Linked DNA regions of Homo sapiens: region 2 is linked to region 1. A link is an interaction called in ENCODE POLR2A ChIA-PET data of the cell type or tissue named here. Cell type or tissue: PC-9. All regions are shown on one strand. Each heading gives the region's core, and the rest is flanking DNA. Links, peaks and the distances in the headings are about the cores only.

Region 1 (7,958 bases), core at 3,140-5,639:
CACTTCTAAATAATCCATGAATCAAAGTGGAAGTTTTGGCTGGGCACAGTGGCTGACACCCGTAATCCCAGCACTTTGGGAAGTCAAGGCGGGAGAATCATTTGAGGCTTGGAGTTTGAGATGAGCCTGGGCAACATAGCAAGATGCCATCTCTACAAAGAATAAAAATTAAAAACAAAATAAAAAAGGTGAAAGGGGTTCCCCCTCCCCATTTCTTTCTTTTTTTTTTTTTTTTTTTTTTTTAGACATGGTCTTGCTTTGTTGCCCAGGCTGGAGTGCAATGGTGTCATCTTGGCTCACTGAAACCTTCGCCTCCCAGGTTCAAGTGATTCTCATGCCTCAGCCTCCCAAGTAGCTGGGATTACAGGCGTGCCCCACCACGCCCAGCTAATTTTTGTATTTTTAATAGAAATAGGATTTCACCATATTGGCCAGGCTGGTCTCAAACACTGGGCCTCATGTGATCTACCCGCCTTGGCCTCTCAAAATGTTGGAATTACAGGCATGAGCCACCGCACCCAGCCAAAAAGGTGAAAGTTTGGATAGAAATTGGGAAATATTTAAACTGAATGAAAGCAAAAGTACAACATATAAAAATTTGTGAGATTCAGGTAAAAAGTACTTAGTGGAAAATTTATAACATCAAATGCTTATCTTAGCAGAGAAAAAAAAGCTAAGCTTCCAACCTAAGAAACTATCATAAGAACAAAATAAATTCAAAGCAAGCAGAAGCAAAGAAATAATAACATTAAGAGCAGAACTTGGCCAGGTGTGGTGGCTCAGGCCCGTAATCTCAGCCCTGTGGGAGACCAAGGCAGGTGGATCACTTGAGGTCAGGAGTTCGAGACCAGCCTGGCCAACATGGCAAAACCATGTCTCTACTAAAAATACAAAAATTAGCTCAGCGTGGTGGCACACACCTATAGTCCCAGCTACTAGGGAGGCTGAGGCAGAAGAATCGCTTGAACCTGGGAGGCAGAGGTTGTAGTGAGCCAAGATCATGCCACTGCACTCCAGCCTGGGTGACAGAGTGAGACTCCATCTCAAAAAAAAAAAAAAACCAAAAACAAAAACAAACTAACAATAACAACAAAAAACAAAACATTAAGAGCAGAAATTAATAAATGGTAATGGAAATAAGGCTGGACGCAGGGGGCTCACACCAGTAATCCCAGCACTTTGGGAAGTGGAGGTGGGAGGATCACTTGAGCCCAGGCATTTGAGACCAGCCTGGGCAACATAGCAAGACCCTGTCTGTATATAACTAAAATTTAAATTTAAAAAAAAAGAAAAAAAAAGGCTGGGCACAGTGGCTCATGCCTGTAATCCCAGCACTTTGGGAAGCCAGAATGGATGAATTGCTTCAGCTCAGGAGTTTGAGACCACCCTAGGCAATATGGTGAAACCCTGGCTCTACCAAAAAATACAAAAATTAGCTGGCATGGCAGCACACCCCTGAGGTCCCAGCTATTCAGGAGGGTGAGGTGTGATGATCGCTTGAGCTGGGAGGTGGAAGTTGCAGTGCATTCCAGCCTGGGTGACAGAGACCGTGTCTAAAAAAAGAAAGGAAGGAAGGAAGGAAAGAAGGGAGGGAGGGAGGGAGGGAGGAAGGAAGGGAGGGAAAAAAGAAAGAAAAAGAAAGAAGAAAGAAAAAAAGAAAGAAAGAAAAGAAAAGTGTAAAAAGAATAGAGAAAAACCAATAAACCCAAAAGCTGGTTCTTTGAAACAATCAATTAAAACTGCTAGCTAGACTGACAAAGAAAAAGAGGGAAGACAGAAATTATCAATATCAGAAGGAAAGTGTGTATATAATAAAGACCTCACAGATGTTAAAAGGATAATAAGGAAATATTACAAACAACTCTGTGCACATAAGTTTGACAATTTAGATGAAATGGACCAATTCCTTAAAGCCACAAACTACCAAACCCACCCAAGAAGAAATAGACAGACTAAATAGTCCTATATCCGTTAGAAGAAATTGAATTCATAGCTAAAATCCTTCCAGAAAAGAAAACTTAGGTCCAGATGGTTTTACTGGTGAATTCTACCAAACATTTCAAGAAGATATAACACCAGTAGAACACTTCCTAACTAATTGTGTGAGCCCAGCATTACCCCGATACCAATGAATCTGATGGATTGCTATTTATTAGTAATGCCTACAACTGACCACATACCACAAAATCCACCTGCAAAAGATACAGCAGTGCTTTAATTCCAAGGCAGAGCAGCACAGGCCCACTCTCCCTGTGTGCTGTGTGTCTTCCAAGGATCTTCAGAGAAGGATATATTCTTCTGGTTTCTGCCAACATTCTCAGGAAAGAGTAAACGTGAAGGTCAGGAATCGCCATACCTTAGATACTGGCTTCTTCTTCCTTAGCACAGCCTGTTTCCAAATCTTGTTCCAGGGCCCCTGACTTCAGCTTGGCCTCCTGAGACTCTTAGCCCATTTCTGACTTTCGTAAGTCTCCCAGAACCCCCTAAAACCTTTCTTTTTTTTTTTTTAATTATACTTTAAATTCTGGGATACATGTGCAGAACATGCAGGTTTGTTACATAGGTATACACGTGTCATGGTGGTTTGCTGTACCCATCAACCCGTCATCTCCATTAGGTATTTCTCCTAATGCTATCCCTCCTCTAGCCTCCCACCCCCTAACATGCCCCAGTGTGTGACGTTCCCCTCCCTGTGTCTATGTGTTCTCATTGTTCAACTCCCACTTATGAGTGAGTATGTTCAGTGTTTGGTTTTCTGTTCCTGTGTTAGTTTGCTGAGAATGATGGTTTCCAGCTTCATCCATGTCCCTGCAAAGGACATGAATTCATCCTTTTTTATGGCTACATAGTATTCCATGGTGTATATGTGCCACATTTTCTTTTTCTTTTTTTTTTTATTTCTTTTCTTTCTTTCTTTCTTTCTTTTTTTTTTTTTTTTTTTTTTGAGACAGAGTCTCTCTCTGTCGCCCAGGCTGGAGTGCAGTGGCACGATCTCGGCTCACTGCAACTTCCGCCTCCTGGGTTCAAGTGATTCTCCTGCCTCAGCCTCCCGAGTAGCTGGCACATGCCACCCCACCCGACTAATTTTTGTATTTTTAGTAGAGATGGAGTTTCACCACGTTGGCCAGGCTGGTCTCGATCTCCTGACCTTGTGATCCACCTGCCTCGGCCTCCAAAAGTGCTGGGATTACAGGCGTGAGCCACCGCGCCTGGCCCCACATTTTCTTTATCCAGTCTATCATTGATGGGCATTTGGGTTGTTTCCAAGTCTTTGCTACTATGAATAGTGCTGCAATAGCTTTCTTTTTTTAGCTTTCCTGATACTGAATGAGCAAAGAAATTTAGCTTCTTTTAGTCTCAGAGCCTCATTGCAATCCAAATGTCCATTATATGTCTTCCCGGGCGCAGAGCACTTCGCCCCTAGGAGAAGAAGCCTTCCCTTCCCCGGAACACAGAAATAGCTGAAGCCAATTTTAGTTTTTTGTTTTATTTTTGCTTTTTGTTTTGTTTTGATTTTTCCTTCCTGTCTCATTTCAGTAATAGCAGAAAGATATCCAATATAAGGTCCGTGAACCATTTATAGAAAATTAAAGTGCACCTCATGACAGTCAGTGCACATCATGACAGCCAGCATTGTCTTTCTCTGGAGTTCTGCTCCAGGTGTATAATTGCATGTCATTAACTTTCTATATCTCACCAATTCACAAACATAGCTTTTTTTTTAACCATCCCCTCCCTTAACAAATTTAAATTTACATAATTGAGGCCGGGTGCAGTGGCTCACACCTGTCATCCCAGCACTTTGGGAGGCTGAGGTGGACGGATCACTTGAGGTCAGGAGGTCAAGACCAGCCTGGCCAACACGGTAAAACACTGTTTCTACTAAAAGTACAAAAAAGATTAGCTGAGCGTGGTGGCACGTGCCTGTAATCTCAGCTACTCCGGAGGCTGAGGCACGAGAATAGCTTGAACTGGGGAAATCAATGCCGCAGTGAGCTGAGATCACACCACTGCTTTCCAACCTGGGCAACAGAGCAAGACTGTCTCAAAAAATAAAAAAAAGAAAAGAAAATACATAATTGAATTCACAAAACAAATTTAATTGCTATGTATATGAAGACAGACAAATGCATGGAAAAATATTCTGTGACGTATTCTTTGGTTTTATAACAAAAAAGGCAAACAGACACTTTTACTTTACCTTGTTCTTATCTTAATATAATACATAGGACCATATCCACCTCTTTATTTCAGAAAGTATTTGAACAGTTTCTATTCTGGAGGATTAGAGATTTCCTTGAAGCCATTACTACTCTACAACTTTATACTGTGATGGGCAGCAAAGATAATATTGTGCCTGATCACAAAGAGGAGACACAAGCCTTTCCAGAAATGTCTACGCTAAAGACACACACCAAAAATAAGGAGTTTACTAATCTATATTCTCAGCTTGAGTATTTTGTCTGCTTCCACTTCTAGACTTAAGATAAGGCTACGTTCCTCACCCTCCTTCCTCCAGCACTTGCTTCATGCAGTTAAAATGGAATGAATGACTTTAGTTAAAGCGTCAAAAGAGTCTCACTAAGGAGATACTAATTATAGCTGTTTTCACGAAGCTCTCAGAAACTCCAGCAGGGGGCTCATTCATTCCTGCTGAGCTGCTACAGACCCTAAGATTATGTTGTCTACATCAGCCTTAGAAATTTCCCACAAGCAACACTCCTCCCACACCCGCCGAAGTCATACACCAGTTACAGTGGGAGGGCAACTGTGTAGGTCACTACAAAGGGAACTGTTAGTTTCATCCCCACATTCCCCACAAACATTTAAAATAAAATCAAGGCAGGGTGCAGTGACTCACTTGTAATCCCAGCACTTCGGGAGGCTGAGGCGGGCAGACCACTTGAGGGCAGGAGTTTGAGACCAGCCTGGCCAACATGGTGAAACCTTGTCTCTACTAAAAATACAAAAATTAGCCAGGTGTGGTGGCGCATGCCTGTAGTCCCAGCTATTCAGGAGGCTGAGGAGGAAAGATGGCTTGAACCCAGGAGGCAGAGGTTACAGAGAGTTGAGATCGTGCCACTGCACTCCAGCCTGGGCAACAGAGTGAGACTCTGTCTCAAAAATAAAATAAAATAAAATAAAATAAAATAAAATAAAATAAAATAAAATAAAATAAAATAAAATAAAATAAAAACAAGTGGGGCAGGTGAAGCTCCCTTAATTCCTCCCTAGGAAATTCTATAAAGGCAGAGTACAATTTAGAAAATCAAACTGGGGCTCTGGCTCACGCCTGTAATCCCAGCACTTCGGGAGGCCGAAGCAGGTGGATAACCTGAAGTCAGGAGTTCAAGACCAGCCTGACCAACATGGTGAAACCCCGTCTCTACTAAAAATACAAAATTAGCTGGGCATGGTGGCACATGCCTGTAATCCCAGCTACTCAGGAGGCTAAGGCAGGAGAATCACTTGAACTTGGGAAGAGGAGGTTGCAGTGAGCCAAAGATCATGCATTGCACTCCAGCCTGGGCAACAGGAGTGAAACTCTGTCTCAAAAAAATTTAAAATAAGAAAATCAAACTGGACATCCAAATGATAATTAACTTACATATGTTCATTCATTACCATTGCTGTTACCAGAAAATGGGTCTTGTCCCAGACCCCAAGAGTGGGCTCTTAGATCTCACTTTCTTGGGAAAGAATTCAGGGCAAGTTGCAGAGTATAGCGAAGTTAAGATAGTTTGTTAGAGACTATTACGGAGTAGGGCTTCCTCAGAAAGCAAGAGGAGGAATGCCCCTACTTTAAACTTTTTATTTATTTATTTATTTAGATACAATATCTCCCTCTGTCACCCAGGCTGGAGTACAGTGGCACTATCATGGCTTACTATAGTCTCAACCTCCCAGGCTCCATTGATCCTTCCACTTTAGCCTCCCAAGCAGCTGAGCTAGAGGTACATACCACCACGCCTGGCTAATTTTTATATCTTTTGTAAAGACAGGGTTTTTTCATGTTGGCCAGGCTGGTCTTCAACTCCTGAGCTGAAGAGATCCATCCATCTCAGCCTCCCAAAGTGCTGGGATTACAGGCATGAGCCACCATGCCTGGCCAAGAATGCCTCACCTTAAACATAGTGCTTGCTTATATAGGTTGTTAAGAATAGCATACTTCATTACAAAGACTTTTGATCAGCTTGTGACGGGCTATTAGTATTGTTATTTTCCTATGCTACTACTGATTTCCACAAGAATTTATATGTGTACTATTATCTTTAAAGCAAAACCTATTCTTAAACTAAGAATGCATTTTGTTCTTGAAATATTGGGACGTTTCCATAAGTTCTGGGTCTTTATTTGGTAAGTTAGCATCATTAACTCATCCCCTCAGCCATAAATATCTTGTGACCAACAGTACCAACCCCCTGGAAATGGGGAATGCTACCCAGCAGGATTGGCTTTACCCAGCCTTTATTCAAGATGGAGTCACTCTGGTTAGGACATCTCTGACACTATTAACTTTCTATCTCAATGTCTTTCCTTCTCTCACTGCACAACCTTAGATAATTAATTTGTTAATTATCAATCTCATAAATGAAACAAAGCTGATCAGGGCACATGGCTGGTCTGGATGTTCCCAAGGATGTATTGCAGGTGGCAGGAAGGACCGTGGACCCAGCGTCCACTTTCCCAGGGGTCGATCATAAAACAATTTGCACCATGGTACTGGGGGCCAGAAGGGCAAAAGGGAGCCATGTGATCAAAATAATCTTTCCTAGGCCAGGCGCGGTAGCTCACACCTGTAATCCCAGCATTTTGGGAGGCCAAGGCTGGTGGATCACTTGAGGCCAGGAGTTCAAGACCAGCCTAACAAAACCCTGTCTCTACTAAAAATACAAAAATTAGCCGGGCGTGATGGTGTGCACCTGTAATCCCAGCTACTTGGGAGGCTGTGGCACGAGAATCACTTGAACCTGGGAGGCGGAGTTTGCAGTGAGCCAAGATTGTGCCACTGCACTCCAGCCTGGGCAACAAAGTGAAACTCTGCCTCAAAATAATAATAGTAATAATAATAATCTTTCCAACAGGTAAAATATTTTCAAGCTGAAGGAGTGGAAGTACTGGCTAGTCATATGTATAGATCATCAAAGAACAAGGATGAGCTTCTGGAAGCGAATTCTGGCAGCTGGGCTTACCTGCTACTCCCTGGGAGCTTTTTGACGTCCTTATTATTATTATTATTTAATTTTCTGTCCTGAGTAGCTGGGGCTACAGGTGCTTACCACTACATCTGGCTTTTTTTTTTTTTTTTTTAGTACAGACAGGGTCTTTCCCAGGCTGGTCTCAAACTCTTGAGCTCAAGTGATCCTCCCGCCTCAGCCTCTCAAAGTGCTGGGATTATAGGTGTGAGCCACCTTGCCTGGCTGAGATTTCATCAAGCTACTTAGAACATCGTGCAACTTAGAATTCATGAATTGTTTATTTCTGGAATTTTCCATTTAATATTTTTGGACCTTGGTTGACCGAGGGTTACTGAAACCTCAGAAAGCAAAACTGTGGATAAGGGAGGATTACTATACTGCCATTAAGTTGTATTTTAAAAATAATTTCAAAAATTGTATTCAAGTAATATGTGTATTCAATTAAAATTTCATCCCTTCAATGTTTTATAAGTAATTCAAATACCAGAGTGGTAACCATCTTCTAAGAATATTAGCTACAATCCCAATCACTGTTTTTCAAAAAGATGTTGTCAGTCCTGCTTCTGAAATTTCTCTCCAACAGGCCTCCTCCTCCCATTCCCACTGCCCCAACCCAGCCAGGCCCTTACCTTGCACTGCTCCGGGACACCAGCCTCCAATCTGAGGGTTTCCTGGTGTCTGGGCTTCCATGCAGCTGTCAGAGTGTTCTTCCTGAAAAGAAACTCCATCTGTGCCATTTTCCGAGCAATACGTTTTACT
Region 2 (2,500 bases), core at 1-2,500, 240 kb before region 1:
ATCTCATGATTGGCTATTCAGAGGGCTTCAGGGTGATGCTGGGTGGCGTCTAGGTGGAGTGATGGGCAGTTTTGAGCCCCCCAACCGCTGGGGCTCCTCCAGACAAGGCTGCTTCTAGCTGGGCGCCAGGTAGGGATCATCCCAGGAGCCACACTCGGAGGAGGGGCTGTGCTTCTGGCTCCAATACCCTGAGGTGCAGAGGACACCGTGACATGCAGGGATGTGTAGAGTCTCACCGAAGAACCCAGACTTCTGGACGCCCAGCCGTGCACACTGCAAGAGGGGCCCAGGCTGGCAGGCATGTGATTGGGTGAGGGAAGGGCTTATTAGAGGTGGCTCAGCCTTGCTCTGGGCTCAGGGGCTTCTGAAGGCTGGGGGCAGGGGTATGGCCAGAATGACCTGTTCTGGATGGATCCATCCTTCCTGCCAAGTGCTCTTGGGAGGCTAGGCAAAAGGTCAGACATTCCGTCATGCTTAGGAAGACGGGGCGGCCACACTGTCTACCTTCTATCTCAGGCAGCGGGGCACCCAGGCATGCCTTCCCCGCTGGGGAGGTCAGCAGGCGGGGGTGGACCTTGGAGGCCCAGCCAGCCTGAACCCTAAGGAACTGCATTCTGCAGTGGCCCTTTCCCGGCAGGGCAGGGACAGGGTGACCCTGGGGGAGGGAGAACGTCTGTCTGCATCTGGCTCAAGGCCATTTCTTGTTGGCATGTGGTCAAGTTGCCATTGGAACCAAGAAGATGGTATGGAGGGGCAAAGCAGGACTTAAATAAGGCAGCTCTAATCCTGTGTGACCTGAGTCAGTCCCTTTCCCTCTCTGAGTCTCAGTCTTCTCCTCTCACAAATGGGGCAAATCCTCCTTGACAGGGTTGTGGGGGAAAATGCAAGTCACCTGCCTAGCACAGGATAAGTGCTAAACAGGGGTTCACCTGCTCCAAGTCTAGAACCTTCCGGGGGTGGGGTGGATAGAGGCCAGTGCTGCAGCCAGGTGTGGACGCAGGAGCCCGACTGGCATCCGGGGAGTGCCTCCTCCCTGACCACAAGCTCCAGCGCTTTTGAAACCAGATGCAGGTTAAACATGGGCAGGGCACCTGCCGAGGCTCCACTCACCAAGGGAGCCAGTTAGATGGAGTCTGTCCTTGGAGCTCCAAATAAGGTATCAGAAAATGTCTTGGACCTGGTCATGCTCGCCCCTCCTGTGTGCCCGGCCTTTCATTCTATCATCTGAGCTGGCACCAAGGCTTGCATCCTAAGGCTGGTCCTGAAGCACCACTAGATTTGTCCCGTTTTAGCGATGAGGATGACCTTGCTTCCCCCGCATCTTGGCTAGGCCAGGCTCCCTGCTCTTTCCCTGACTGGGGGATGGGCAGTGGGTGGGGGAGGCGGGCCTAGGGAACCAGACACACAGCTCCCTTTGTGAAGGCGGCTGAGTCACATGTGCAACGCAATCCCTGCTGGGCCTGGGCCCTGAGGCGGGTGTGATGGGAGATGGCGTTATCATGGGACTATGGGTACCCCCACGCCTGTGTCCAGGAGGCTTTCCCACAGGAGATAGCAGGGAGGTGGCTGGGAACATTGGCCGCAAAACACATGGTCTGAGATCAGGTCCTGACTCTGTTGCCAACTTGCTGCAAAGCTTTGGGAAGTTCCTCTCTCTGAGCCTCAGTTTTCATCTCTGTTAAATGGGAACAATCATCACTGTTTTGTAGAGGAGGTAGTAGATGTGAAAGGGTTCTGCAAACTGCAAATGGTGGAGTTCTGGGCCTTTGGCATTCATGTGGACTTTATCATAATAATAATGATGTTGGCCAAGATTTATTGAGCACCTACTGTGTGCCTTGCATTGTGCTCAATGATTTATATGGTCACTCAGCTTGCAAGGGGAGAAGCCTGGATATGAACTGCTCTTGTCTAAAAAATACCCACCTCTGAGGCTGGGCGCAGTGGCTCACACCTGTAATCCCAGCGCTTTGGGAGGTCAAGGTGGGAGGATCGCTTGAGCTCAGGAGTTCAAGACTAGCGTGGGCAACGTATCAAGACCCTGTCTCTCCAAAAAAATACAAAAGTTAGCCTGGTGTGGTGGGGCATGCCTATAGTCCTAGCTACTTGAGAAGTTGAGGTGGGAGGATCGTTTGAGCCCAGGAGATTGAGGCTGTAGAGAGCTATGATTGCATCACTACATTCCAGCAAGGGCAACAGAGCGAGGCCCTGTCTCGAAAACAAAGAAAAAACCCACTTCTGAGCAGGCAGTGGTTGCTCATGGCCATTTGCACAGGTGGGGACAGCTCTTCACTGTTTGCTAGGCTGGTTCCCACTAAATGCTGCTGCTCTGGCCAGAGGGTTAGAGATAGAAAAAGGGGCTGAAGACCTCCTCCTAGCCCTCCCAGCCCCACCATGTCTTCCTACTCCCCCAGGCCTCAGTCACAGCAGACAATAAGGATGCCCTAACCCCTTATCCCTGTCCTGAGGCTCTCATGTTCTTGAAGATCTCCTCCTACCT

What was found. Peaks named below come from ENCODE experiments on the same cell type or tissue, not always from the same donor. Only the 100,000 strongest peaks of a DNase experiment are listed, where the experiment ranks them.
Region 2: POLR2A ChIA-PET joins it to region 1 with 5 read pairs; 2 of 35 experiments call an interaction of 5 or more read pairs at or near these places.

The regions. Positions count from the first base shown.
Region 1 is chr16:57,854,901-57,862,858 of GRCh38, forward strand. It overlaps a transcript of KIFC3 not described here. Among named protein-coding and RNA genes, the nearest start is that of KIFC3, 56 kb to the left of the region's middle. In PC-9, for the core only: CTCF peaks have their summits at 4,648 (motif pointing right) and 4,850; no DNase peak of the experiment used is centred there.
Region 2 is chr16:57,622,286-57,624,785 of GRCh38, forward strand. It overlaps a transcript of ADGRG1 not described here. Among named protein-coding and RNA genes, the nearest start is that of ADGRG1, 5.1 kb to the right of the region's middle. RefSeq lists enhancers at 1-838, 2,092-2,386. In PC-9, for the core only: no CTCF peak of the experiment used is centred there; DNase peaks (open chromatin) are centred at 1,076, 1,446 and 2,206; H3K4me3 peaks cover 1,476 bases; H3K27ac peaks cover 2,500 bases.